Regions from separate parts of the Homo sapiens genome. Here regions 1, 2, 4, 5 and 6 are each linked to region 3. Evidence: chromatin loops called from intact Hi-C (ENCODE). Cell type or tissue: HCT116. All regions are shown on one strand. Region 1 has its middle 190 kb from the start of LINC01375. Region 2 overlaps LINC01375 (long intergenic non-protein coding RNA 1375). Region 3 has its middle 52 kb from the start of LINC02653. Region 4 has its middle 220 kb from the start of LINC02653. Region 5 has its middle 270 kb from the start of LINC01375. Region 6 has its middle 5.1 kb from the start of HTR7.

Region 1 (5,000 bases), 440 kb before region 3:
TCTCACCCTCCTCTGATTGTCCCATCTTCAAATAGTTGTATGTTTCCATCTGTGTGTCTGCCTGTCTGCCTGTCTGTCTGTTCTACCTCTCTCAATTTGCTAAACCTCAGGTTTTGGCCATCCTGCTATTTTAGGATATATTCCTGAAGAGTATTGTGACAGATATTTTTAGGGAACAGTGTAAGACTTGATTCTTGGTTTCTAAGAGCTTGCAGTCTCCTAGAAGGAATAAACCAAGTGGACATATAACAGAAACTTAAGGCTGTATTTAATAGACTATTGGTAAGGGTGAGTGAGGGCTTAGTGGCTGTGCTTGAATTCTGTGCTTGTCTCTCCCACTGACTACCTGTACAACCCCAGGCAAGTCCTTTGATCTCTCTGAACCTCGGTTCTTCATTTGCAATACAAATTAATTACATAGGGTTTTTGCGATGATTAAATGAAGCATAGACTATTTAGTACAATGCTATTTATTGCTATAATTAGTATTATAATTTGTGTTCAACGAGATGTATAAGCAATGACCAAAGTGGTCCTTATAATCTTTGTTAATGGTGGATTGGCTCCACTGCCAATAATAAAATGCATTAGGTTTGGGTTTTTATGCATGTACATTAGGATAGACTGCTTTCAGAAATAAAGCTAACCAAAGGCTCCTCAGCACTCACCAGCATTATACATATGGTAAAGTCATTTATTTTACACGAGTGATATGGCCATGATTAAAAAGAGATACTCCTGAAACTTCTTTCCTGTGGTAGAATATGTTGCAGTAAAACACCTGCACTGTTTCAAATAATTCCTATTCAAGTGTGTTGCCTTTCCAGAGCCGCAATTTATCCAGACCAAAGATAGTCATGGTCACTGCCCTGCATATGTCATCATGTTTGCTGTGTTTGGTCCCAAATACACCAAACTCACTCAGCTGTTTGCAGGTTTGGCCAGTATCTGTGCTTAATGTCTTCCCAATTTCTATTATAGAGGGTGATACCTACCACTTCCCCCTCTTGCTGCCCCTTCTCATTCCAGCAGAAACACCCATGACTCACTTGAGTTATGGAGGAAAAGGAATCACAGTCTTTAGAATTTAGGGTACCAGAAGAGGCCAATCTGCTTTAGGACTTTGGCAATCTGGAGTTCCCAGTGGAACAGGAGAGCAAAGGAGATAAGTGAAAGAGGCCTATAATCAGAACATCAAAGTGTCTTGTAGCCCAAGTTCTGATTTACTTCTTATGCTAGATGAATCACTGAGACTTCTGTGGCCTCAATCCACCCATCTGTATAGTAGATGTATTGCACTGTAAGGTTATTTTATTCACCACCTCACCCATTTAATATTATAAAGAGCCTACTCTGTATTATGCATTGTGTAGAATATGAGACACAGTTACACACACACCACACATATCATTGCTCAGAATGTGTTGAGAGCCACAAAAAGATAAAAAAAAAACGTGAGGGGCTGCAGTTGTTCTGCTGTGTTTCTTTAAGCTACTTCTTAGTTCTAGGCATTAGGGCCAAATCTGTGATTTGTCTCCTCAAGTTCATCCACATCTCATGGATCATCACTACGTTTCTGGGACTCTGTTGTCTCCTATAAAAAATGAGAGAAATTAATTGAATAGCTATTTCAAAGGATTTTTTTTTCAAGAGGGCAGATGGAGAAAGGTGAGGAAGATTAAGGGAGAAAATCCATCTGGATGAATCATTCTGTGGTCACATATCCATATCTTATTTGTCTCCTAAACTCATTGTGAGTTGGGCAATGAAGATATTCTTGTTCCTTTTTGAACTAGAAGAAAATGAAGACTCAGAGGCTGAATCATGTTCTGAAGGATAAATCAAGGTCCGGATGCTCAGTACAGTACTATCAGTACGATGCACAAAGGAATCTATGTTAATTCCTTAAACGCAAAACTCACCTTTGCCATGATTTTAACCTTCTTTACCAAATAAGCTTTGTCAGAATTAGCTAGTCACAAGCATTTTCTTCTCCTAACTTATAATGCATGTAGTAGAGAAGATAATGTATCGTGCTATCAGTTTTTTGGTGAAAAATTTTCATCCAAGTTGAGGTTGGAGTGCTTAGAATTAGCTCAACCAGAGGATGTTTCTTCTGCCAATAGGTGGCAGAGTGAGTAAGCTTGTCTGAGAATGAAAATGAAATCTGAAAGAAGGGCACTTGGATTGGGATCTCCTGTTGAATCAACCTACAATGATGATGTACCTACAGTGCAAAGCCCACCACAAAGCATGGAAGACTTGAAAAAGACACCATCTCTTTATCTTTTGCAGTTCGCATTTAGCAGATCCATAAAAGGCTTTTTCTTTTTATAACAAGAAACATTATGCAAATGGTTAGCAGAGCAAAAGAAACATAAAGAGCGAAATACAACTATGTTAAGTAAACTATACATTTCTTATCTCTTCTTGATATAATGCATTCCTTAGTCCTAACTCTAATATTGAGGAAACCAAACTGTGCTTATAAGGAACCACAAAGAAATCAAAAACAATAAAACCCCAAAACTCTGACTTAGACTCAGGGGCCCCAGCCTTCTCTAAAGGAATAAAGTGCCCTCTTCTTTTCCTGACTATCCACTGATACTGATAAATGCTAAAGAGTTTTCTCTGGAACAAGTTGTCTTTCTTCTATTCCTTGAATAACCAAAGGAAATTCAATTAAAACTATTTATAATTTTATATAAAGAAGAAATAACTTGTGAAATATATTTTTTACTTGTCTATTTGCCTACTGAATTATTAAAAGGAAAGAAATGGAAGATGAAAATACTGGTGAACTCTTATTCATCCTCCAAACCCAGCAAAATTGGGGTCTCCCTAGGGAAGATTCTTCTATCTCTTTGTTTATCCTTTCTTCTGGGCTTCTAAAGCACAGTGTACCTTTTGACATCACATACATTTATCAGGCTCTTTTAATAACTTTTAAAAAATCTTTATATTTTTCTCAACTGAGATCTTGGATGTCATGAAGATGTAATTAGTTATCTTGATTCTCAGTGCCAAATGCAGGAATCATATATTAAGTATTTATGAATAAATGATGTACAAATAGACAAATGGTTAAAAAGGAAGGATTGAGTAGTTTGTAAACTGCATCTTCATTTTTGGATGAATATGAAAGCAACTATGCAGAAATTATGAAATGACAGACAGCTTGGCGGCATCAGTTTTGTGACACATCAGCCATCACATATTTTAGAGCCATATCTGAGTTCATATCTGACCCTGCCACATTCTAGAAAATAATTGAACACCTTTGAGTTTGTTTACTCATAAAATGGGAAAAAATAGTCCTTTACAGAACTGTTACTAGCTTAAATTGCTAATAAAAAGCTTTATACAATGTGAATATACATAAGGTATGATGACTATTACTGTTATCTCTGTGACAAACCACTTTCTCTTTTAAGTGGTATTGAATATCTTTACCAAATTGCAGCCAAATTGGCAAACAAATCAAAAGTAGTTTTTGTTTGTAGTTGTGAGAAACAAAACAAGTTTTTTGTTTGTTCTCTTTTTTGTTCTTTTTTTTTTGATATCACCTTGGTTTTGCTACCAAAGAAGTAAAGACAATTTTGCAGATGAAAAATTGCTGATTCATTGAAGAAAAAAAATGGTTTGCATTTGTTATTTATTTTTATGATTTACTTTAATGGACAGTTTGTAAATGAAAAGGGCTTATTTTATTTTATTCTTATACTAAATTTTAGAAGGTATTTTTATAAAGACCCTGAATTGTGTTACCTCTCTGATAGGTCTTAGATACTTTTTTCCTCTGGAAGATTTATAAATTAATAATTTGATAGGCTATAATTTAAAGTATGACTTTAAGTTCAAATTGGGGCCTGTGAAATTTTGAGAGTGGAGAATCCATTTGGGTAAAGAGAAAACACTCAAAATACATTTGTGATTTGTAAAGTTGTTTACAGAATGATTCAAAAACTGCGTCTGGGTACTCAGAGATCCAAGTCTAAGTTAAATTGTCTGTGATACCCACGGCTGTGCTGTCTCCTTCTTTCAGTTCACTCCGGGGTCAGGTTAGCTGCATCCTTAGCCTTTGGCATGGAATGTGCTTTGATGAACAAATGTCTCATCAAACAGCCAAAATGGTAGAACTTGCGTACTTTGAGGTCAGACACCATGTCTTAACCATAATTAAAAGATCATGAAACAATAAAAAGTAGGTGACAAGATCACCTGCTGGATTCACCTCAATTCTTTAAAGTTACTTCTTTGAGGGCATGCAGCTTGCAAAGCCCATGCTTTAAAAATGCACTGTGATTTTCTCATCCCCCACCCCCTGTCTTAGCTGTATCCAAAGAAAATTTTTATCCTTATTTTTGTCTGTGGAGTGAGATTTTCTTTTCAAGTGCTTGGGAGCTTTCCATGGTGTCCTGTGGATGCTTCGAAATGAAGCCCTCTCTTTTTAAATCCTTTCCTTTTCTTAGACAGAATTGCCTCTTATAATGTCTTCTTTTTTACTCTCAAAAAAAAAAAATCAAAAGAAAGGAAGAAAAAGAAGCAGAAGGAATCCAGTTGGAGACTGCAGCCCAGGTATTACAGAGGACAACTGCTGTAATTGGTTGTTAAAAATGGCACTGCAGTCATTTTCTCCACTGATGGAAAATCGACTTTTCCTCTTAACGTTTTCTTCTGTGGCTAGGGAAATTAACAATTTAATTGATTTTAATGAAATGACCATTTAAACATGCTCAAGTACTAGCTTTAAAGAGAAACAAAAGCATTTTGAAGCATCTCTTCCTTAAACCAAATTCTTATGTAATTTGAATGGTGCAGTGTGTGAATGTTGATATTTAAATGCTAAATCATTCAGATTTGGTTCTCAGTATAATTTTTTCTAATCAAGAAATATTCCAAAGATTTAGCGTAACTTGTAGCCTATTGCGAGGACAATCGGAAGTGATTTTTTTTTTTGTTTTGTTTTGGTGTTTTTTGAGACAGAGTCTTGTTGTGTC
Region 2 (5,000 bases), 640 kb before region 3:
GCCATGTCAGTGCCTGGGTTCAGCCCTGACTTTGCTCTGAGATCGGAATGGGCACCAAGAGCAGGCAGAAGCCAGCAAGAGCAGCGGGAGCAAGCACTTCCCACTTCTGAGCTTGTGAGGGCAAGGAGGGCCTTCCTTGGTCCCCAAAAGTACAGGGATACCTGAGTCCACAGCTGTGGTTTGGGCAGTTGCAGCTGCACCCAGAAGAGTGGGGTTCCCACCTGCTTCTGGGTCCTGAGAGCACAGGGATGCCCAGGTTTGCAGCCATAGCTTGGTTGGCTGCAGTGGTACCCAGGGAGCCTCTGCCTCAATTTGGAAGGGGCAGGGCTCTCACTTGTCCCTGGCTCCTGCTGGCTCCCTGGAGTGTGCAGCCCCAGCGCTGTCTCCCTGCAGCAGCCAGTGTGATGACAGCAGCTGCTTTAGATGGCCTGCCACTGTCATTACCACTGTCCTTACTCATGGCACAAGGATGTAATTTCTATATCTTGTCAATGCCTCTCAGTGAAAACTCTGTTTAAGAGTCCTGGCATCTGGACTGGGCATATACCTACTAAAGAGTACCTAGTTAGAAGAAGAAAACTTGCAACTCCAATTTGCATTCACATCAAGCAAATATCCAAAGAGATAGAAGTTGTCTTGTAAATGGCAAAACACTAAATATAGCTTAAAAAACACCAGGGCATGCTCAAAGTAAAGAACAGCTGAGATGTAACAGCTTACAACTCCTTTTTTTTGTGTGTGTGTGTAATTGTGTGAGTCAAGCTAGTGTCACAAATATTAAATTATTCAATTAGCAGCACAAGATTAAGCCCATAAAATGTGTTAATGTGACACATCATTTCACAAATGGGATTTTAGAATGGCTTCCTGGGATTCTCCAACATGACAAAAATACCCATTAACTTTTACTGCAGCCTGTCTTAAGATCAAGGCAGAAATCAACTCACAGTACAAGGAAGAATGGGAAGAGGTGGTTGATAGTCAATGTTCTTGAGCAGTGGTTTTGCTTTTGTAAATTGCTTTGTTACTTTCTAAATTCTTTTCAGATATACAAATAAGCTGTGTCAGTTACTTAACCACTTGACAATAATGTCTACTATTTACTGAGTTCTATTCTGGTGGACAAACCGTTATAAAAAAGTTAGTTTTATGCAATGTGTTATTTATTATATATTATTTGTCATATGCCATTCATTATTCATATGTCATTCATTGTTTAGTAAACATTGGAAACAATCCACCTACTGAACAGCTTGGAAATGGGTTAAGTAAACTAGGATGTGTCCACCTAATAAAATAGCATCTGGCTATTACAGTGATATTAACAAAGAGTTTGTAAAAACAAATGAAATAATTATTACACTGAATGAATAAATTAAATTATAAAATCTTATTTTTATAAAATATTAATAGAGAAAAAGACTGGAAGGAAGCATTCCAAAAGGTTTACATTATTTGCCTCTGGGTTGTGAGATATGAGGATTAGTTGTTTTTCTTCTTTTTTCCTTGGTTCCTTCTGTGTTATTCACATTATCTGCCATGAGTGTTATTTTCATAATCTCCAACCAAACTAAAAATCTTATTTAGGAGGCATTTGAATTATTCATAAGTACCAATGGAAACTTCAGTTAGCATAGATAGGTACCATTATGTTTGGGTATTCAAATAAAGTGCAACATCATGCAATTTTAGTATTTTCAGTAAAAGTGATTTGTTCAAAGTATAAAAAAGTATGACTTAATTATGGTCTTTATCCAAGTTCCATTTACAGCACAAGAATTAAGAGTGCCTGAATTGCATATTGACTTACTGTCGTGCTTCCACTGTGTGAGTGTAATGTCTGGGAGCAGAGCCTTAGGAGACACTCTTCTGCTTGCTGCTCAGGTGCTTTTCCTGGAATCCCTATGCTGCCCTCCTGCACCCAGCTCAGTCCCACTCCCACTCCCACTCCCACTCTTTCATGACTCCTCTTAAAGGTCCTTCCTTTAGAGATGTCTTCCCTCACTCCCCTTCTCACTCAACGCTTAGGTGCCAAAGGAAGGTCATCCAACTAAACACCCTGCCAGCACTCTGCATTTTTCCCAGCTGCTCTTTCCACAATGAGTTTGTATCATGATCCATGTAATTTATGTGTCTGTCCTCCTGCTGTACTTTAAGCTCCATGAAAGGAAGGACTGTGTCTGTTTGGTTCCCTGCTGCATTCCCATTACCTAGCACAGAGTCTAACGCATGAGTTCAGTAACTATTTGTTGCATGAATGAGTGAATCCATCACATTTTAGAGATACCATATGTGAATTTCGAATATGTAAACATCCCCATGCAATTAAAATCTTGCTTGAAGGAGAAGCCTGGGAATTGGAACATGATAAGAGTTGGTTGTAGAGTGGAAATGTGAGGTTGCACCTCCCTTCAAACACATTAGCATTTGTGTGTGAGTGTGTGTGTGTGTGCATGTGTGTTAGTCTATTAACCATATTCTATAGTCACAACCGAGGTTTAGTAGAGGCATAGAATTCTGGATGAGTGTGAAGGCAATGGACTAGACTAATTGGGTTTGAAAACCAGTCAGATATTTACTAGATCTCTGAATATGGCATGTCATTTAATACCACTAAGTTTTGGTTTCTTCATTTGCATAACTGCGCTGCGGTACCTATTTAGGTTGTTGTATAGATAAAACAAGATAATGAACATAAAATGCTGAACATAGAGCTCTGAAGAATTGTAGGTGTTCAATAAGTCTCTTCAGCAACAGCAGTTATTGTTATTCCTACTACTTTGTTATTAACAATTTCTAAAGTTAACAATTTTCTGAAACAAAAATTTCTCAGTGACCACTAGATGGCATTAAGGTTAATTTAAAATATAGACAGTATAGCCATTATTCATATCAGTAAAAACTTGTGGTGAAAAGTAATTTCATACATTTTGCTTTAAGTTGTGGACTTAATAAGTTGTGATTTTGCATTATTTTATGTAGAAAAATCCTATAAGAGATTATATTTGTTTCAGCTTTGTTTCCATCAAGGATTCCTCATGCTGCTTCTCTTTATCTTTTTTGAAGTAGGAAAGTTATTGCTGAAAGTTCTGAATGATGCTGCAAAGTAAATGGCCCTGTGGGTGCACTGAGAACAAAATTACTGTTTTGTAGTTGCTGTATGATGTACTGAGGGTCAACAGCATGCCAAACTCAATGGTGACCTGGAGGGAAAGACTCTGTGGGTTTCCCAAGCTGGGAGCTGAAGACAACAGGATAGTGACTATTTCTGAAACAGATGAGTGAATAAAAAAGTGCCTGGGTAAACCCAGGAGAAAACCCAGTCACTCTGCACCCTTCTCAAGAATGCTGCACTGTGAGGAAGGTATCTGTTGTTTCTTAAACTTTGCAGAATGAAATAAATGAGCAACAAAATGCTAATACAAATATTCTCTTCAAAGACACTGGTGGACTGAAAAATTTAGTATTGCTGAGTTTCTTGTTGTGTTGTATCCATTAATTGTGGATATATCATCAAAGTTGTAGAAGAACTATATATTTAGGGTATTGTTAGAAAAAAACTAACTTAGATAACAAGTAGATTTTGATGAGTTGCATGGCTTCCTATAGGCAAAGAGGTACCATGAAACTTTACTGAAATGGAAAGATTAGTTTGTCATGATGGAAATGAACCTGAGTTGGGGAACGGTCAATTTGGCAATTGTGTTCAATCTGTGAGGTAGATTGCCAAATGGTTCAGCTTACCTCCAACTGTGAACTCCATGAGAGTGTCAGAGGCATGTGCATGTCACTTCTGAATCTCCAAAGCTGAACCTGCAGATAGCATATCTCCAAAGATGCCTACACCATCATATTGTGCTCAATAAACCTTGACTGAAAAATAAATGATAAAATATCTAGTCAGTTAGACCAGATAAAGGAATCCCATTGGGTATCAGCAAAGGGGTTCTTAGTCAAGATGGTATAGCATGTTCATAACAGGACACTCCCCTTCTCTTTCAAATACATAAAAGAATATACAACATAAATAAAAACATAAAGAGGGATAAAAAGGCAAAGTCAAGTTAAAAAATAAGGTAAATACCTATATGAACCAGAAATGGAACCCAAGCACAAAGTAGAGAGTGAAGCTGAAGACATCGAATGCTTGGCTGTCCGTTTGAAAACAAAGCAGTAGAGTTGGGAGTTTTGCTCTTCTGGATACACAAAGTAAATGCACTCTTTGTGGGATGTGGAAATGGGCCCAGGCCCACCGCTTGCATGTAACTCCCAGAGATCTTCACCAGAAGAGTGATTCAGAGTGCCCTCTAACAAGAAGAAAAGTGAACCCACCACAATCTAAATGTCTAGGTATTAGTCTTATAGGCTTAGAAAAGTGATTTCTTTTCTAATATAGAAGCAAGTTTTTCTATTTCTAAGAAGTAAGAGCTATAAAATATATGAGTCAGATTTATATACAGCACAGTAGTGTTGTTTAGTATATGCTCATTTATGAACCAGTTAAAATTATTATTCCCAGAATAGTTAATTACTATTTTTGGGAGAAACTGAGAGTAAACCTGAATTTCATAATGAAAACAAACTGAACAATAGATGACAGAAGTGTTCAAAACAAACTGTAAAAATTCTATTGGATTCTAATAATAAGCAGAAATTATAACAATAGCTTGTTATAACTGTGGCAAACAATACCAGCTTCCTAAAGATAAATGGCATCAGCATTTAAATGGTCTTTAGAAAATCCAACATTTTGAAACAGTTAATACTTTGTCTACAACTTCATTTTTAAGTATGCTGTTCCTTTTGTCTTGAATGTCTGACACTGCTATTCATACTTCATGACCTAGTTCATTAGTTTCTTTTATATGTATCACTAGAAAAGTGATTTTTTTTTTAAAAAAAGCAAATTTAGAAAGAAATCATCATTCGGATGATTCAGATAAGGCAAGCTCCCAGACATTACGTTAAAAACCTCCAAAACCCTAGAATGCAAATACAGC
Region 3 (5,000 bases):
CAGATTCACATGGCCTGTTTCCAGTGAGCCCTGACATGACCTCGACAAAGTGTTCCTGGCAGGCACTGACAATGAATTTGAGTTGAAGCATGAGAAAAAAAATCCATTTCCTATCCCTAAGGATTGCTGAGAAGGAAGAACAACAAACTTCGCATGAGCTCCTCACTCTGACCATGCCGGTGTGCTCAACCCAAAGCCTAAAGAAGATAAATTATCCACTTTTTCCCTTTTTGGTTCCCCCACCCTCTTCCCTCGACTCTGACCTGTCCTAAGCTCCATCATTCTTTGGCTATTTGGAAACTGACTCCATGTATTCAGTGCCACCAGCTGGCTAATTAAATAGAAGTGTCTGTCTGTAGCTTTCTCCATGAAAAATATTAATGAAAATGTTCTATTTTGTGTTCTTTCCTTCTCCTAAAAGAAAGTACAACATAATTCCCTTATGATAAAAATGTATTTCACAATTCAAGATGACTGTTCACAAGGCAGAGCTATTGTCTCATAGATGAAGAGACTTGGGTTTGGAGAGGTTAAGTGACTTGCTACATGTCACTCAGCTAAATGACAAAACTGGGCTAAAAGCCAAGTTTTTAAAATTTCAGTTGAGACCATGTTCTGCTCCACCAATATGCCTACCTGAACAGCTAAGATGGCTCCAACCCAGAACAATTAATATCATTGTTGACAGTATAACTCACTAAACATTGGGATAGAGACAAACTGAACATTTTCTGCAGAAGGCATACATTCTCGACAACAAAAATATGTGAACATAGGCTTCATACTTGCTCTTTGAGTTTTGTTTTGTTGTTCCTATTGCAATCAACTTACTGCATCCCATAATAAAGAACTCAGGAAAAACAGGAAGGATTCTGGTAAGAAAGGAAAAAAAGAACTCAAAAGGAAAATGAACAAACAGCAAAAAAAAGAGAAATATATTCTTTTAATTGAAGATATGCTTTAGACACATGATAGAAATGTCTAGAAAACCAGGAGCTCCTGTAAACATAGATGAGACCAAAATGTAAGTTGTTAAGAATAGAGATCTGGTGCAAGAGTGCCTGGGTTTTATCTCTGTATCTACCACTTACAGAAGGTTAGTTAACCTCTCTAAGGTTAATTTCCTCTTTCTGTAAAGAAAAGATAGTAATTGTATAATTTCACAGTGGTTTTGGTACATGCAAGACAATTTATATAAAGTCTTAAGTATAACATCTAAAATTATTTCAAACACTAAGTTAGCTATTATTGTTACTAATATTATCATTTGCACTAGATAGGATTCATATAATGAGGGCTGTTTTCCCTGTTATGCCTCTTCTCTTTGACCTTGTGCAAATCACTTATCTTCATCAAGCTCCAGTTTCATCTTCTGTAGACAGACACAATAACAGCAGCCCTACTTACTTTACAAAGTCCTTAGAAGGATCAAATGTGATAAAATAGTACAGAGTGTTTTGTAAACAGCACATCACCATTCTTTAATCACAGTCTTTTCTAATTCTAACCAGGTCTCATATTAATATATTAGTTAAGCAACTAAAGATTTCAAGGAGTGTCAGGCTGAAATCATCCTTAGCCCTTAGCTGGATGAAATGTGCATGTGTTTATGTGAGAATGGGCTGTGTTTTAATATCCTTCACTTATACCTTTTTATCTTCACTCACAGATGTTGAGTACCCAGTATGTGCTAGGCACTTGAGTTACAATGGGGTCATATAGTTGACAAGGCAGTCTGAGGCCCTGTCTGTTGCATACTTAGGTAAGCAGTTGGAAGTTGCATGTAGGAAGCCAGAGTGCACAGCGGGAGGACTGACGCTTATCTGGGAGGGGCAGGAAAGGAGATTGATGAAAATGACATTTGAGATGAAAGCTGAAGGAGGAGGAAGCATTAAAGACGCAAAGGGGAGGGAGTTTCAGCAGTGGGAAAAACTAGTACAGAGGCTCTGAAGGAAGAACAAATATGAAGCATTCAAAGGACCAAAGAAGACCCATATGAATGGGATTTAGAATGGAGGGTGGGGAGAGCTCAGAATTAAAGCTGGAAAGGTAGGCAAGGGTCAGGTCTAACAGACCAAGTCAGAGGTATTGACCTTTATTCTAAAGGCAATTTTTAAAATCCACAAGTTTAAAATAAAAATTAGCAGTTTGAAAAGATCACTGGCTAACACGATGGGAGGGGCAAGCGTGGATGCAGGAAAAGCAGTGAGAGCATGGGCTACTGTACTGGTCCAGGCAGTGACAAGGGCAGTTCCAGAAAGCACCAAGACAAGGGGGATAGAGATAAGTGGTCTGATTTAAGAAATACTCAGGAGGAGACAGCGCAGAACTTGATGCTGGATAAGCTGAGGGGTAGGAGAGGGAGATGTCAAGGCCAGCTCCTCTATTTCTGCTTTGAGCAACTGAAGAGAAAATGGACTTTGTCTCTGGCAACAAGAATGTAGTAGACAATGAACATGTTTAGTTGACTGTGAAGCATCCAAGTGAATGTATCAAGCCAGCAGTGGAATAGAGTGGCCCAGAATACGTAGAACTTTGAACCAAAGTGAGCTATATTTGTTTGTGGATAAAATCTGTAGAACTCAGGGGAAATGTTCTCTCTAATGAGGGACAGAGAAGAAATGACTAGCAGGAAATGGGTTTCTCTCCTGCTCAAAAGTCAGACACATTGAAGACAAGATCACTACTTTTAGTTCACTCCCCTCCCCTTCTCCATTCAAAAACTGTCACTGCTCTGATGATGTCACCCTTCTCCCAAATGTATTTATATGCACAAATGGGTGTTTATGAAGCTTTCAGATTCTCTTTACTGGTAGGGAACGTAGTTCCTTATCAGGACAACAAAGATTGACATTTGACAGACAGCAGGAAAAACAAGAATTAAAGCAGCAAGGCTTTCTAATTCCCTCTAAAATTATTGGCTTTTTCTTACAAGCAAGGCTGCCAGAGTTTGCAATTGTTCAGAAATTGCAGCACCGAGAGAGTCTTCTGACTGCAGCACCATCTCAGAAGCTTTTTTTGCCCAGGCCAGCCTATGCCCACAGCTGCATTTCTCACTTCTTCTCAACCAGCTCCTCTCACCCACCTCCTCTGAGCTAGTCGCTCATGACCCCTGGGGGCCAGCTAGTGTACCAACAAGAAGCCTAGAAAAGCTTAGGGAAAAGTCTGTGGTTAATGCTTTCCTTATCCTTAGCCCTTCAACTAAATACTCCTGTGTGATGTCAGGCTTTGCTTTTACTAGATTTGTATTTATTGACAATTTGCTAGAGTTTACTTAACTGTAACCTGAAATAATGTCCCTTTCCTCCTAGGATTTTCTTTGGGAACTTAAACAAAATAACATATTCATCATAAACAATAGATGAATAAAAAGGAGATGCTTTTTTCTCTATTTTAGAGTACTCTGTAAAGTTCATGGAACCATCTGAATCAGCATCACCTGGCAGGCTTATAGCAGATTTTAGGCCAGGCGTGGTGGGTCACACCTGTAATACCAGCACTTTGGGAGGCCAAGGTGGGTGGATCATTTGCAGTCAGGGGTTCGAGACCAGCCTGGCCAACATGGCAAAATCTCACCTCTACTAAAAATGCAAAAATTAGCCAGGCGTGGTGGCAGATGCCTATAGACCCAGCCATATGGGAGGCTGAGACAGGGGAATCACTTGAACCCAGGAGGTGGAGGTTTTAGAGAGGCGAAATCATGCCACTGCACTCCAACCTGGGTGACAGAACGAGACTCTGTCTCAAAAAAAAAAAAAAAATCAGATTCCAGAAGCTCCTTCCACTCACATACAGAGCCCAGATTTGTACAGTGCAAGATAGAATCTTATTTCCCCTTGGCCTAAGGAGCCATTTCTACCTGTGTACTGCAAACACTGAAAAACCTGGACACTTTTGGTCTGAGATGTGCATTTCTCAACTTCAGCTTCAAATTGGATTCACCGGGGGAGCTTTGTAATGACACTGATGCTCAGGGCTTCAATCAGACTAATTAAATTAGAACTTCTGTGCATGGGGCCCAAGCACCAGTACTTTAAGAAGTGCCAGGTGGTTCTGTAATATAGCCAGAAATGAGAACCACTGGTTTCTATTTTACTTACTAAGTGTATTAGTCCATTTTCATACTGCTATGAAGAAATACCCAAGACTGGGTAATTTATAAAGAAAATGAGGCTTAATGGACTCACAGTTCCACATAGCTGGGAGGCCTCACATTCATGGCAGAAGGTGAAGGAGTAATAAAGGCACATCTGACATGGCAGCAGGCAAGAGAGCATGTGCAGGGGAACTGACCTTTATAAAACCATCAGATCTCATGAGACTTACTCACTATCATAAGAACAGCACAGGAAAAACCCACCCCCATTATTCAATTACCTCCCACCACCCTCCCACAACATGTGGGAATTATGGGAGTTAAATTCAAGATGAGATTTGGGTGGGGATACAGCCAAACCATATCACTAAGCTACTTGAGAATTCTATCACTGCTTTAAAATCCATTAATATGTAGCTACTCCCCTTCTCTTTCACTGGCAGTCAGTCAGCCTTCTTCCATCTTGGATACCTATCTCCTTTTTAGTATTAGAACCTTTACAACATAGAACAAGCTAATTGCTCCACCCAATATTTACCTATAAATAGCACTGCCCTATTGACATTCTCCTGCTTAGAAATTCTGAGTGCATTGAGGCCACTATGAGACAGGGTTGGATCTGGGAGATAGTCTTGACCCCCCAGCTTCAGGAGAGCAGGTAGAGTCTCCTCCTCCACACGCTGACCAGGTAGACATTGTGGCACTGAAAGGGAGTCTGGCAGGTAAAAAGGAGCTCATAACCTTCGGGAGGACACCTGTGTTGAGGAATTGCTTATATCTAAAAACAGCTTCTGTAGCAACATACCAAACTCTGGCTTTGTATAGTCTGTCTTAATTAAACTTCAGTTGCAGCCTAATGGGATAAAATGGGATAAAAAAGGTAAACTAACAGAAGATAATTGCT
Region 4 (5,000 bases), 270 kb before region 3:
AAAAGGAAAGGTCCAGATAAAGCACGTGATAGTAAAAAACTTAGAAATTTGGAGCAGAAAGCCTTGGGTTGTGGAACCATTTCTGGCTCTTACCAACTGATACAAAAACCTCCAACATGTAAAGCCTCAATTTTCTCATTTGCAGAATGGGAATAATGGCACAAACATGGTAAGGTTGAGGTGAAGATTAATGAAATGACATACACGCCTCCCCAACAGGCACCAGCTCACTGATCTCAGCATGCAGCACTTCCTCTCAGCCCACTGGCATGCCCTTCCTCTGCAGGGAAGTGGGGGCAGAATGATGTTTCCAACCTTGTGCCTAGTAACTCTGCAATGCGCAGCCTCTGCCACCCACACCCACTGGCATAAGCTCCTTGGGATGTCTCTCAGGTAACTCAGAGTTCTAAAACTTCAGACACAACCTTGAAGTCCTGTAAATGCAACACAATGGCATAGCGTAGGAAAAGAGAAAAGAAATGAGATGTATCTAATAAATGTGTGTGGGCAGAGAGGTAGGCAGGCATTATCTTGAAGGAATGAAGTCTTAAGGGTACAGTTTTTCTACGTCTCATTAATATTCTTGATATTCTAAACATCAGCCTTACTTTTTTAGTAAATAAGAAAGAATAAAATCATGATTTGTTCACGTTAGCATATCTCACATGCTGTATTTCCATTGAATGGCTTGTGTGCAGGGATAAAGAAGCATAAATAACTTTAGATCTTGAAATTCCATATATTTCCAGTTCCAGTAATAATGCTAATAGCATAGTAGAATTTTATAAAACATTTTTCATATGTATTTCTCACTTAATCCCATCAACAACTTTCTGACATGGACAAGAAAGTTATATCATTATTGTCCTCATTGCATAAATTAGGAAACTCTGACACATCCAAATCTGTTAGATTATGCTGTGCAATGAACCCCAAACTCAGTAGGTTACAATGACAAGGGTTTATTTCCCACTCACATAAGTGCAGTTGTAAACTACCTTTGACTGTGTCCTACATCTTCTTGATTCCAGGATCCACACTGAAGAAGCAGCCCTTTCTCCGTTGTATGGCAGAGAAAAAAAGAGCAGTGCTGGAACCACATATGGCTCTTAGAGCTTTTGCTAAGACTTAGCATAAAACACTCTGTTTATATTTCTTTCACTAAACCAAGTCACATATCCAAGCCTGTTGCTAGAAGCAGGGGGAGTATAATCCTCTTATAGGGAACAGAGAGGAATTGGGAACAACAACTTGCATATAAAGGTAAGTATCAGAGCTGGAAATAAAGCTAAGATTTTCTGATCTTTAAATACAATACTGTTGGGCCTAGCACACTCTTGCGGTGAATGAGCATAGCAGGTACATATAGGCAAATTATGAATTAGTTTGTAATTTTTAATTTCAGAGAAGATATGCAGCTGACGATAAAATTTGAGGGTCATCAGAGTACAAATCCTTCGTAACCATGAGACTAGATTATTTGTAGTTTATGGTAATAATAAAGCCAAAAGTGTGACCTTGGAGGTAAATGGGTAAACTATGGTTGAGAGATAGATTCTTGAAAGATAGAGTGTCAAGGAACTTAGAGATTAAGACATTGAAAGGATCATCGACATGAATATTAAAAACCACCAAAAATGATGGCAATAATAGAATTGGAAAGAGTTCATTGAGCCAGGCTCTAAAAGCTTTAGGCAGTGAGAGAGTAATCTGGGGATCTGAAGAGGAGCACAACTAGAAGGACCAGTCGGTGTTCTAGTTGGATGACCTGTTGTGTAAAGCTCTGTGTGTGTGTAGCAGTAGCAGGAAAGGGGAAGTCAGGAAATGGGAAAGAGAAGTGGTCTGAAGTGGTGATGACAAGGAAGGCATATAACAATCTCCTTCAGAGACCAGCAGCAAGAGGGTTTTAGAGAGAAAATACCCTCCACTTAGGGGTTCTACAAGGAAAGCAGTGAGCTTAGGGTGACCCAGTTTTTAGCAAGATGGCAAAGGAAGCATTCAGAGAATAGTCTGAAGATACGGGAGATTTTGCTCCCGATTGATCTTGAGTCTAAGAATTTACAGTGGAAGGGTTTCAGAGCTTGAAGTAGCATGGGCGATGGATTAGGAGTTATTTGTATGAAGTGACAGGAAGATAAAAATCTGAGGGATAAAGGATGACCTGGGAGTCTGGGCTGCTCTGGTGATTCGAAGCAGAAATCAATGGCACCATGAGCTGAGCCTTGATGGTGCTGAAGCAGGTGGTAATGATAAGTCTGTGAGTATTCATGAAGGAGAACATGTGGGTGTCTGAGTCTCTGCTGGTGTGGAGTCAAAGAAAAGGCCAGGTTTTATCTGCACTGGCCAAGGCTCTGGGGTTTCCTTCTCATTACTGTAGAAGTCACTGCATATCCTATTTGTATTTTATCCCCAGTGCCATCCAGTGCACAGAGATGAAGCTCAGTAAATGTTTGTTGACTGAGAACAGTCCCTGTTTACGATAAACTAATAATAAACATTTGTTAAATTTGAAGACTGGAAATAATGTACATGAAACAATTGTGAATAACTTGGCATGTCTGTGGAGTTTTTCATACCAGATGCTGTTAAGCTTCGCATGGCAGAATGATCTGAGAATGAGTCATCACTGACTCATGGATCCAGCTTGTTTCACCTGCAGCGCTCACTTTAAGTCACAATGACCTTTTCTGACTACTTGTAATGGCAGCACAGTGGGGACTGCAGTTCCTGGAGAGTGCACCATTAATAGAGTAGTTAGCCAGTACTGTTTTGTTGTCCCTCGGAGTAAAAGGGAAAGTGAAGCAAGAGAACAGAGATTTAATACTACATATTTTTTCACTCAATTGAGAAATACAACTGAAAAAAAATATATATCCTTATAAAACTTACTGTTTTAAAAGCGCAGTCCTTGCAAGTTGATTTGGGTGTTTTCAGATAGTGAAAAACTTTTAAAAGATATTAAATTATTACTTTTACTTATGAAGAATAAAAGGTAACATAGAGACATAGAAATCAAGAAATCCTCGAGTATTTTCTTTAGAAACACCCCGATTAGAGAAGGAGTTTCCGTTTTTAAGAGAAAATTAAACCAGATGACCTTAAGTCCTTTTTAACACAAGTTTGTATTAATACCAATTAATAAATTAATCAGATTTGAAAGATTTGTGGACAAATGCCTTTATAACGTTCTTAACTGATATGGACTGAACTGTATGCCCCCCCTTTCCCCCTGGAATTCATATCCTAAAGCTGTAACTCCCAGTGTGACTGTATCTGGAAATAGGGTCTTTAGAAGGTAATTAAGGTTAAATGAAGTCATAGGGAAGGATCCTAATCCCGTAGGACTGTGGCCTTAAAAGAAGAGAAAGAGATGTATGAGTTCCTTATATATTTTGGATATTAAACCTTTATCACATATGTGGTTCGCAAATATTTTCTCTCACTCTGTAGGTTGGCCTTTCATTTTGTTGATTGTTTCCTTTGCTGTGAAGAAGCATTTTACTTTTATGTAGTCCCGTCTGTTTATTCTTATTTTTTGCTTTTTTGCCTGTGTTTTTGGAGTGATATCCAAAAAATCCTTGCCAAGGCCAATGTCAAGGGGCATCCCCCTGCCCCATCCTTTTTTTTTTTTTTTAGACAGACAGGGTCTTACCCTGTCACCCAGGCTGGAGTTTAGTGGAGCAGTATCACAATCATAGCCATGGCATCAGACTCCTGGGCTCAAGCTATCTTCCTGCCTCAGCCTCCCAAGTAGCTGGAACTACAGGCATGAACATATAAACCTCCTAGGAGTTTTACAGTTTCAGGTCTTACATATTCCGGGCTGTGGGGGAAATGAGGAGATGTTGGTCTGGTTGAAGAGTACAAACTTTCAGTTCTAAGATGAATAAGTTCCAATATACAGCATGGTGACTATAGTTAATACTTTATTGTTTATTTGAAATTTGCTAAAAGAGTAGACCTTAAGTGTCCTCACTTCTCTTGGACAAACCAAAAGTGCAACTATGTGTGGTAATAGAAGTGTTGATTAATTTGATTGTGGTAATCATTACACAAAAATATACGTATGTCAAATCATAATGTTGTATACTTTGAGTATACAAAATTTTTATTTGTCAATTATACTTTAATAAAGCTAGGAGGGAAAAGAAGATGAAGAAAGAAAGACTTCTCTGTCTTCACCATGTGAGGACACATCAAAAAGGTGGCCGTCTGCAAGGCCCTCACCAGACACCAACCATGCTGGCACCTTAATCTTGGAATTCCAGTCTCTACAACTGTGAGTCATCCAGTTTAGGGCATTTTATTATGGCGGACACCTACCCACCTTTCTAGAAATGATGCTTGTTTGTTTCTGAAGGAATAATAGAATCATAACTTATTATTGGTTAGGAGCTGAATTCTGAAACATTGTACAACAGTAAAAAATTTGCCATGGAAATATTTAATTATTTTAAGAAATATTAAGAGACATTAAGATCCTCCCTCAGACTGCTAACGTCTCATTGGTATGGACTGTGCTTACTGGTGCATCACCAGCATACTGAGTGAATGAGCAAAGGCATCCAAAGAATCAGCTGAATGGTAAGGGATTGTGAAATAAGAAAAATTCTGAATAATATGTTGCCTGAAGAACTCACATGAAATTAAACTTTTAGCTTTCTTCAGCAACCATGTTCATGTTGAGTGTGGCTCAGGATATCAAAAAATATAAAACTCATTTGTGTTTTTTATTTTTCTGATTTACTACCAAGGAACAATTTTCTAATTTACTACTAAGTCAGTATCAAGACTATTTCCCTTGGATCAATAAAGACAATCACATTTTAATGCCATTGTAGATTTAGGTACCTGAGACTTAGTATTACCTGCAAATAGATGTCACCACATAAAAAGGTTGATTGCACACAAGCAAATGTAAGTATACTAAACAGCACCAAAACTGATCCCTAGTCATCCCCATGTTACTTTGACATTATTCTTATAAGTTTATCATCTAA
Region 5 (5,000 bases), 360 kb before region 3:
CCTCAGCCCCAGGCCTTAGGGGTTCAACCTTTCCCCAGAGCAAATGTTTTTTTTTTATGAAATAACAAGAACTCAGTGTTATAATCAACAGATGGTAATAGCTGAGCAAGTTCTAATCTCATAACACTGAAGAAATTGTTCCCAGTCTCATTCTGTCATTCCCATTTCATCATTTTCTTCTGATTTGTTGAGTTATTGCTTAATCTCAATAATTTACTTATTTTTCAGAAGGATTTGTTAACAATACCTTCTCCCCCCTCGGAGCACTCAATTTATATATATATATATATATATATATATATATATATATATATATATATATATATATATGTTTTTCAAATTTAAAATTTCTGGCTATGTACAATTTTAGTTCTCCATGAAAGATTTGTCTTCACTATGACTTGCAGCATTTCTGCTAAATTTTGTATAATGTCTTTGCAACATATTTAAAAATTCTTTTGAAATGTTTGTGTACCATTTGCAGCAGTGTATGGAAGTTACTATGAGAATTACCTTAAAATTTAAAACAGAAGTGAAAAGTTTTGCATAATTGGAAGGACTTTCTGATATCAAGTTTAAAATGTTAGGATTTTAACATAAGCTATATCTATGTGTGTAGGTCTGTTCTTATTTGGATATAATTTTTGAGATTATCACTGGAAATGTTATTACGTCAGATTTTCTATGTCAGCTATGCTAATATCACTGTCAGAAAAATTTTACAAAAATTCTCCAGGGTATACATTTTATGGAGTGTGCTTGGTTAACAAATTCTCTTCTCTGAGCACTAGCAACAACCAAAACAACAGCATTGGCAATCATTGAGTGTCTGTGTGCTATGAACTCCACCGGGCATTTTACATATGTATAATATATCCCTGTAGGATTTTACAACAATCTTACAAAATAGTTATTATAATTCCTATTTTACACATAAAGAAACTGAAGCTGAGAGCAATTAGATCACTTTTTCAGGGACTTAAAGCTAGTGGTGGCAGAGCCAGCATTGAAACACAGGTTTGTTTACTCCCAGAGCCATGTTCTTGATAATTATATTGCTTTAACAATTTTTATGTATTTTAATTTACACTCTCTGCAATTCATACACAAGGGTTCTTGACATGGTGACAGGACAGGACAGATCAAGACAGAGGCTCTCCAAGGCAGTGAAAAGACCCTTCCTATCTCCTCTGGCTTAACCTGGGTTTATGCTCCTTTCCTGGCCCTGTTGGTATAATCGGCAACATCTGTGTTGTTAGAGGGTGGAGAGCGCATGGATCATCTTAGCTCAAAGGTAGGTTCTAACAGCATAGAAGATGGAGTAGAGAAAAATAAATAGTGTTTTTTTTTCTCTCTGCTACTTACTAGAGCCATGCTATCTAATATGGCAGACACTAACCACATGTGACTTTTGAGCACTTGAATGTGGTTAGTTCAAATTAAGACGGACTGTAAAACATACACCCCCTGCCCCCAGACATCATATTTCATTAAGGCAACATAAAAATGCCAATTATCTCATTTATAACTTTTATAATTATTGCATTTTGAAGTAATATTTTTTAAAACATTAGCTTAAATAAAATGTATTACTAAAATCAATTTCTCTTGTTTCTTTGTATTTCCTTCAATGTAGATACTAGAAAATTTAAAATTGCATATGTGGCTTGCCTTTGTGGTTTTCATTATATTTCTGTTGGGTCACATGGTCTCAGAGGGTAAAAGACAGGAAGAAAACATTCCTATTTTTCACAATTTGCCTGCCCTCAGACCTGAAACCTTGAAGATAAATATTATCAAGCTCCTATTTTCCTGAAAGGGAGTAGACAAATCCAGCTAACTGCAATTTCTGGCACCATAAATAAATGACTTGTAGACAATTTTAATGTGTTTTCTAAAAATATTTCTTCCATATATGTGGCATGCAGTCCTGAATAAAGCTCCTGTGGATCAGGCAAGTTCATTTTTGGGTCACTGGCACTTATGTATCCACCATTATCTTGGCCCAATCTCATTATATTATGCCAACTTTGAGGGAAGAACTGAGTCATCACCTTCCTTTGTAATTTCCTAGACAATGCTCCACTCATAATGGGTTTTCAGAAACATATCTACCTGATCAAAGTCACTCGCCCACTCATTCACCACAAACCTCTGATGATGAGATTTGTTTTATTCCTTGTGATTCATCTTGGTGAATGTACCATGCGGTTTTGAAATAAATGTGTTATAATGCAGATGTTGGGTCTACTGTTCCCTAACTTTTAGATCAAGATAGCTGATAGTGTTGTTCAAGTTGTCTGTTTTTACTGATGTTTTTGTCTAGTTGTTTTATCAAATGGAGTATTGAAATCTCTAACTATGGTGATATAATTATCTTTTTCCTTTTAATTCTTTCAATTTTTGCTTCATGTAAACAAGCTTTTCTTTTTTTAATTGACAGATAACATTGTATGTTTTGATCATGTATAAAACCATATCGTGTTTTGAAGTATATATACATTGTAGAATGTGTAAACCTAGCTAGCAAAGAAATGCATTACTCACATAGTTACAACTTTGTGGTGAGCATTTAACATCCACTCTTCACATTTTTCAAGAATACAATATATTGTAATTAACTATAATCAGTTTATTGTACAATAGACCCCTTAAAGTTTATTCCCCCATCCAACTCATCTAACTGTAATTATGCATCCTGTGACTAACATCTTCCCATATCCTCCCAACCATCCCAGCCTCTGGTAACCACTATTTGACTCTCTACTTCGATGAGATCAACTTTTTAGATTCCACATATGAGAGAGAATATGCAGTAATTATCTTTCTGTGCCTGGCTTATTTCACTTAACATAATGTCCTCTAGGTTCATCCATATTGTCACAAATGGCAGGATTTTATTATTTTGTGTGGCTGAATAGTATTCTATTGTGTATATATACCACATTTTCATTATCCATTCATCTACTGGTAGATATTTGGGTTGATTCCACATCTCAGCTACTGTAAATAATGCTGCAATAAACACTGGAGTGTAGATATATCTTTGGCATACTGATTTCCTTTCTTTTGGACATATACTCAGTAGTGGGATTATAGACCATATGGTAGTTTTATTTCTAAATTTTTTAGGAACCTCCAAACTGTTTTCCATAATAGCTGCACTAATTTTTAATTCTCACCAATAGTGTGTAAAGGTTCCCTTTTCTCTACATCCTTGCAAACACTTATTATCTTTTGTATTTTGGATAATAACCATTCTAAGTGGGGTGAGGTGATATTTCATTGTGGTTTTGATTTGCATTTCCCTGATGATTAGTGATGTTTAACATTTTTTCAATACCTGTTGGCCATTTGTGTATCTTCTTTTGAGAAATATTTATTCAAGTCTTTTGCTCACTTTTAAACTGGGTTATTTGCTTTTGCTATTGTTTGAGTTTCTTATAAATCTTGGATATTAATCCCTTGTCAGATGTATAGTGTGCAAATATTTTCTCCCAATTCTGTAGGTTGATTTTTTTTACTCTGTTGATTGTTCCTTTTTCTGTGCAGAAGCTTTTTAGTTTGATGTAATCCCATTTGTCTATTTTTGCTTTTGTTGCCTGTGACCTTGAAGTACTATCCAAAAATACTTGCCCAGACCAATGTCATCAAGCATTTCCTCTATGTTTTCTATTAGTAGTTTTATGCCCTCATTTTTAATGCTTTATGTTTTTGTGGTATATATATATATATATTTTATAACTCTTTACTTTCAAGTTATTTGTGTCTTTATATTTCAAGTGCATCTCTTAAGGATAGCATTAAGTTGATTGGGTCTTGCTTTCTTATCCCCCTGATAATCTCTGCACTTTAACTGGAAGTGCTTCATTCATTAACATTTAATGAATCATTCGTATGGTAAGATTTAGGTCTGCCATTTTATTACTTTTTTATTTATCCCTTCTGTTTTCTCTTTCTCTTATCTCCATTCCTTGCCTAAGTACTGAATATGTATCATATTTTAATTATAATTTTTTTATTGGCTTTTTGGCTAAACCACTATTTTTAGTGGTTGTTCAAGGGATTACAACATACACTCCATTCATTTTCATATTGCTATGAAGAAATACTCAAGACTGGGTAATTTATTTAGAAAAAAAGAGGTTTAGGCCTGCCACCTGTTCCACTCCATACTACCACAGCTGATGCTCTCTTGAAAGCACCACCTTCCAACAGGAAGCCAACCAGCACAAAAATAATGCATTAATCAACCAAAGCTAAGAACCCTCACAGAGTCCATTTCACCCCCCTGCCACCTCCACTGAAGCAGGTCCTGGTATCCATGACTAAGAGACCCACAGATTGTTCACATCACAGGACTCTGTGCAGACAACCCCAACTACCAGCCCAGAGCCTGGTGGACTTGCCGGGTGATTAGATCCAGAAGAGCGATAACAATCACTACAGCTTGACTCTCAGGAAGCCACTTCCCTAGGAAAAGAGGGAGAGTACTACCTCAAAGGAAACACCCCATGGGTCAAGAGAAACTGAACAACAGCCTTGAGTCCTAGACCTTCCCTCTGACAGAGCCTACCCAAATGTGAAGGAACCAGAAAACCAACCCTGGTAATACGACAAAACAACATTCTTTAATACCCCCCAAAAATCACACTAGCTCTCCAGCAATGGATCAAAACCAAGAAGAAATCCTGGATCTATCTGAAAAAGAATTCAGAAGGTTAGTTATTAAGCTAACCAGGGAGGCACCAGAGAAAGGCCAAGCCGAATGTAAGGAAATAAAAAAAAAATGATACAAGAAGTGAAGGGAGAAATATTTAATAAAATAGATAGCATACATAAAAAACAAAACTTCAGGAAAAATGGATGCACTTACAAAATTGCAAAATGCTCTGGAAAGTCTCAGAAATAGAATGGAACAAGCAGAAGAAAGAACTTCAGAGCTTGAAGACAAGATTTTTGAATTAACCCAATCCAACAAAAGACAAGGAAAAAACGAG
Region 6 (5,000 bases), 270 kb after region 3:
ACAGGCACATGCCACCACACCTGCCTAATTTTTGTATTGTTTTTAGTAGGGACCGGGTTTCACCATGTTGGCCAGGCTGGCCTCAAACTCTTAACCTCAAGTGATCCGCCTGCCTCAGCCTCCCAAAGTGCTGAGATTACAGGCATGAGCCACCAAGCCTGGCCTGGGGTCCCTTTTATGAGGGTACTAATCCCATTCAGGAGGGTTCTGCCCTCATGACTTAATCATCTCCCTCTCCCATCTGACAAAGTCCTAATGTTCAGAATCTATAACTTAAATGAAGGAACAAGCAAGAAACAAATAACCCCATTAAAAAGTGGGCAAAGGACATGAACAGACACTTCTCGACAGAAGACATACAGGTGGCCAGCAAACATGAAAAAATGCTCATCATCCCTAACCATCAGAGAAAATGCAAATCAAAACCACAATGAGATACTCTCTCACACCTAATGCCACCACAATGGGGAGCAGGATTTCAACATACCAATTTTTTGGAGGAAACAAATGTTTATTCCATAACAACTTTTAAATTGTGTGACATATAAATACAGCAAATAATCATTAAAATACTATTTTTTAAATTACTACCTCCTTCATTGTCAATATAGCATCAAGTCCAAGCTCCCTTTTTTATAGAACAGTCACCTCTGTTATATTATCCCTAGTGATGGCTGAGTGTATTTCCTAAGAGTTGCTAGGTTTCTAATTTATAAGCTGTCACAATGCATAAACATAGTTATTGAAAATCTCGGCTTCTGCAGCATTACTTTGCTTATGTTGAGTTTAAATTTCATCTATCATTGTGTTATTCCAAAATCCTGACAGAGCAATCTGGAATTCTTTCAGTTTCCCTTTAACCTTCACTAACAAATAATTGTGTCCTCATAAAAATGCCAAAATCTAGTGTATACTTTTCTGTAATTTTCTCACAAAGAAATGCCAAAGATATAGCTTCACAAAATATTCATAAAATATCTAAATATTCATCTAAATTTGTTGTTTGTTCTGCCCTTAGTTTTCTGGTGTTTAAAAGCCATATCAAGGTGTTGCTTCCTTCTTCCCTCCCGCTGCCCACCCACTCTTCAACAGTTATACCAGAGACAGTAAGTAAAGTGTTGGCATCTAAATCAAATCATGTCTTTATTTTCTGTCCCTTTTATTCCTAGCATTTAAAAAAATTACTGCTTTTAAAAGTACTAATTCTTATCTAGACTCTCATTGCCTACAATAGCATTCTCATAAGATTGTCAGTGAGGGCACCTGAGAATACAGCTTTCTGAGGTTTCCAACTGGCAATCTGGCAATCTCCTGCTCTAAGAACTGCTCTCGGAGAGTGCAGAAGAGCTGTGGAGTCCTACATCATAGTTACTGTCTTTTTATCAGCCCTTCTTCCCTCTAGGTACTCATCTAGCTCATCTAAATGCATATGCGTAATCCCATCTATGAAAACCCACACATATCCCTCCACAGGACATAAGCTTAGGATAGTTTGTTTTCCCATAAACCTTCATACCCTGACAACCTAGATGTACTTTAAGAAGCACAAAAAAAGCTTCCTAAGCCATAGGGTTCATTGGCAACTCACTAGTCAGTCAAGCATGCTGATATCATGTCTATCGGGGGTCTGATGGCCTCCCATGCCCAGTGCAGCGGACTTCCACAGGGCCACTCTTTCATTTCTCCAAATTTTTCAGTCTCTCACATTTGTACCCCATTTCCTCACTCAACTAGACTAATTATCTGGGTGTCCCTTGCCCCCAGAATTGGGTGAGAAAAGACTAGGGAAACTAGAATGCTTAGACAGTGTAGTACTAAGAGTATTGTAAGTAAATATCCAGATACTACCCTGTGGCCTTTATTGGGGCTACAGATCACTAATACAGAGAACACACATGCTAGAGACAGGGACTCAAATCCATCAACACAGACATTTTTGAGGCCCAGTTAGGATAAAAGCAGTTAGTCTGGGACACCTGAATGTCTCCTTCTCAGTGACAGCACCCCTCGCCATAGTTAATTTCATTCTTTGTAGGCTTTTAAAGCACTTTTAAATTATATTTATTATAGTACTTACTGTTGCATTATGCTTCATATTTCCATGACTGTCTTCCCCATTAGACTGTGAACTTATCAAAGGGAGGGATATTTCCTTACTCCTGCCATATACTAGGTGTTCAATAAACATTAGTCAGTTGAACTGAGTGTAGAATAATGCCTATAACCAAGAATCATTCATGTTGTAAAGTAATTCTTCAGCCTAAAAGTGAATTGTGTTTTGTTTTAATTTAGACATACTAAAAATAAAAACATTTTTTCTTTGATTCTTTCCATTTAGAAAATTTTCATTCTCTTTACAAAATAAAGGTAACCTTTAAAAAGTTTCCTCCAAACAAGATAAATGAAAAATCAGACAACAGCTACATCCAAGAGCCCTTATTTATTTTATTAATCACTCAATTTTTCTTAACCAGGACTGTTTTCGAAATGTATGTGGTGCATGCATACCCCCTAGTGGGGAATCTATTCAGCAGCACAAATTCCACAGAGACAACTTTCATGGAAAGTTTTTATCAATGAACACATTTGACATTGTCAGCTCCCAATCCTTCCTGAAAGATTTCTAATGAGAAGAAAATTTAAATTCCTCAATTAAAAAATAGATTAAAGTAGCAATCATTCATTGAGTCAACATTAATTAATGAGTGTCTAATGCAAACCAGATATTGTTTTAGGAGCTCTGTTTTAAAAGGACACATTAAGTTTAAGATACTATTGGATTATTCAAGTGGAGATGTCAGCTATGCAGATACAATTTCAGGGGAAAATCTCCCAAGAGGAAAAGTAGTTACAGAAGAGTCCTGAGGATTTAACCGTGGGATGCACCAACATCCTGAGATCTTGGAGAGGAAAAGAAACCAACAAAGACTGAGAATGAGGGGGCAGTCAGGCAGGAGAAGAACCAAGAGAAATTGGATATTTAAAGTCAAGGAAAGAAAATGTTTCAAGGGGGTAGAAATTGACTGAGTTAAGTGCAAAGTAAGGCAAGAACTGTTTCAGTGCAATGGTAGGGGTAAAACAGATTGGAATGGATTCGAGAGATCAAAAGACAGAACATGGCAATTCAGAAGGTGGACAACTTTTGGAGTAGTTTTACTCAAAAGGGCAATCAGTAATTGGGGCAAAATCTAGAGAGATTTGTGGTATTTCAAGATAATCAAAATAGAAGTAAGGCTTTCATTGAAGAAGTGATAGGACACATCTTATTCTACAGTTTCTTTAGAATTTTATGAATCCTTCTATATTCAACAAAATGATATCTTAAAGTAAAATTACCATCACAGTCATATCCCATTTCTAGGAAAAACTATGCCTAATCCATTATTTTATTTGATTTGTTGCGACTTTTTTTCTCGAGATGGAGTCTCGCTCTATTGCCCAGGCTGGAGTGCAGTGGTGCGATCTTGGCTCATTGAAACTCTTCCTCCCGGGCTCAAGCACCTCTCCCTGCCTCAGCCTCCCAAGATGCTGGGATTACAGGCTCCTGCCACCACACCTGGCTAATTTTTGTATTTTTAAGTAGAGATGGGGTTTTGCCATGTTGGCCAGGCTGGTCTTGAACCACTGACCTCAGGTGATCCACCTGCCTTGACCTCCCAAAGTGTTGGGATTACAAGTGTGAGCCACTGCACCCAGCCTGATCCATTCTTTTAGTCATTCAATAAGCATGCCCTAGCTACATATTAATAGGCACTGTGCTAAGTGCTGGGGTCAATAAATAAGGCAGGTTCTCTGCTCTGCAGATGTTCATTGGTAGAAGAGACAGACGAGTAAATAATTACAGTACAATGTGAAAGTCTCCTAATATAGGTATGAACCAAAGGTATGAGAGCCCAGAGGAAAGAGGTATTAGCCCTGCTTGGAAAGACCAAAAAATTCACAGAGCTAACATATCAGCTCGAGTAGAAAGTTCATTAGAAGACTGAGGAAAGGAGAATGCAACGCTGACAGGGTCCATAAACACATGGAAGACTTGCCATAGCTGTGGAAAATGGCAAGGGTAGACCTTTGGGGAAGATCACAAAGAAACCTGTGTGCCATGCAAGGTAGGTATGAGTTTTACTCTGCGCAAGAAGGGTCACATTATTTTTCTAAAATAAGTTGTTGACTGACACTAATTGTTCAATAACACATTTAAATGTTTTTTCAAATACTTAAAAATCTAAAAATGATTCTTAGCTTGCGAGGCATACAAAAACAGGTGGCAAACCGGATTTCACCCATGGACCATAGTTTACTAATCTCCAATTTAGACTAATTACTGGCAAGATATTTGTAAAATTCTAGTGTTCCAATATTATCATTTTAAGTTCTCAATACAATGCACTGCTGTTCAAAAACTTCCTTTTGTAATTTTTATTCGCACTAGCAGTAGCAATTGAAAAAGGCAAATTAAGCAATATTATCATCAAGTCTAAAGGTTTAAATCAGAGTGTCTTTTTTGGATCATAGTCTTCGACTTCACAATTTGGTGCTGCAATAAAGGGTTAGTCCATAATTTTCATATCTGAAAACCAGTTTCAGTGCAAAAAATGGGCTAGATCATTCCTACCCAGATGAGTTTCCCAAAGATGTAATTTTGTTATATATGAATAAATCTGCTTATATGATTTTTTTAAGGGGCAGGGGTTATATCATCAACCACAAGAACCAAATCTTTGATTCAGCCATCACTGGTGAGCCAAGATGGATATTTTAACCTTGATGACATTAATAAGTAAATTTCTTTCAGCCGCTCAAAATTGAGTTCTCAACATCCACTGTAGCTATTTGGAGCATGAACTGTGTGGGCCATGGTTAGTGCCTTAGCTATTATTGGTATGGCTTTTAAATTTAGAGCTCAAAGTGGTTTCTTGTTAATGGTACAATAAATTGGCTTAAATTCTGTGTCTTGACAAAATCTTGTTACATCGTGCTTATATTTCATAAGTCTGATGGTA

Evidence for each region. A loop is a pair of places that touch in the nucleus more often than their neighbours do. Peaks named below come from ENCODE experiments on the same cell type or tissue, not always from the same donor. Only the 100,000 strongest peaks of a DNase experiment are listed, where the experiment ranks them.
Region 1: it touches region 3 in a loop (7-fold over the local background); 12 of 110 quality-filtered maps call a loop at or near these places.
Region 2: it touches region 3 in a loop (7-fold over the local background); 14 of 110 quality-filtered maps call a loop at or near these places.
Region 4: it touches region 3 in a loop (2.7-fold over the local background); 3 of 110 quality-filtered maps call a loop at or near these places.
Region 5: a loop joins it to region 3, with 4 times the contacts of the local background. A loop is called at or near these places in 2 of 110 quality-filtered maps.
Region 6: it touches region 3 in a loop (6-fold over the local background); 3 of 110 quality-filtered maps call a loop at or near these places.

The regions. Positions count from the first base shown.
Region 1 is chr10:90,146,555-90,151,554 of GRCh38, forward strand. No RefSeq gene overlaps it. Among named protein-coding and RNA genes, the nearest start is that of LINC01375, 190 kb to the left of the region's middle. In HCT116, CTCF peaks have their summits at 2,092 (motif pointing right) and 2,292; DNase peaks (open chromatin) are centred at 1,767 and 2,117; H3K4me3 peaks cover 883 bases; H3K27ac peaks cover 5,000 bases.
Region 2 is chr10:89,952,131-89,957,130 of GRCh38, forward strand. It overlaps LINC01375 (long intergenic non-protein coding RNA 1375), which reads right to left. Exons shown (of 4, transcript NR_110655.1): 2 at 4,085-4,307; 3 at 3,745-3,873. Among named protein-coding and RNA genes, the nearest start is that of LINC01375, 2.7 kb to the right of the region's middle. In HCT116, a CTCF peak has its summit at 2,860 (motif pointing right); a DNase peak (open chromatin) is centred at 2,814; H3K27ac peaks cover 730 bases.
Region 3 is chr10:90,590,003-90,595,002 of GRCh38, forward strand. No RefSeq gene overlaps it. Among named protein-coding and RNA genes, the nearest start is that of LINC02653, 52 kb to the left of the region's middle. In HCT116, a CTCF peak has its summit at 3,114; DNase peaks (open chromatin) are centred at 1,839 and 3,109; H3K27ac peaks cover 4,037 bases.
Region 4 is chr10:90,317,063-90,322,062 of GRCh38, forward strand. No RefSeq gene overlaps it. Among named protein-coding and RNA genes, the nearest start is that of LINC02653, 220 kb to the right of the region's middle. RefSeq lists enhancers at 1,950-2,685, 2,686-3,419. In HCT116, no CTCF peak of the experiment used is centred here; a DNase peak (open chromatin) is centred at 2,649; H3K27ac peaks cover 4,715 bases.
Region 5 is chr10:90,225,316-90,230,315 of GRCh38, forward strand. No RefSeq gene overlaps it. Among named protein-coding and RNA genes, the nearest start is that of LINC01375, 270 kb to the left of the region's middle. In HCT116, no CTCF peak of the experiment used is centred here; DNase peaks (open chromatin) are centred at 1,459 and 2,096; H3K27ac peaks cover 4,418 bases.
Region 6 is chr10:90,860,595-90,865,594 of GRCh38, forward strand. No RefSeq gene overlaps it. Among named protein-coding and RNA genes, the nearest start is that of HTR7, 5.1 kb to the left of the region's middle. In HCT116, a CTCF peak has its summit at 2,511 (motif pointing left); no DNase peak of the experiment used is centred here; H3K27ac peaks cover 410 bases.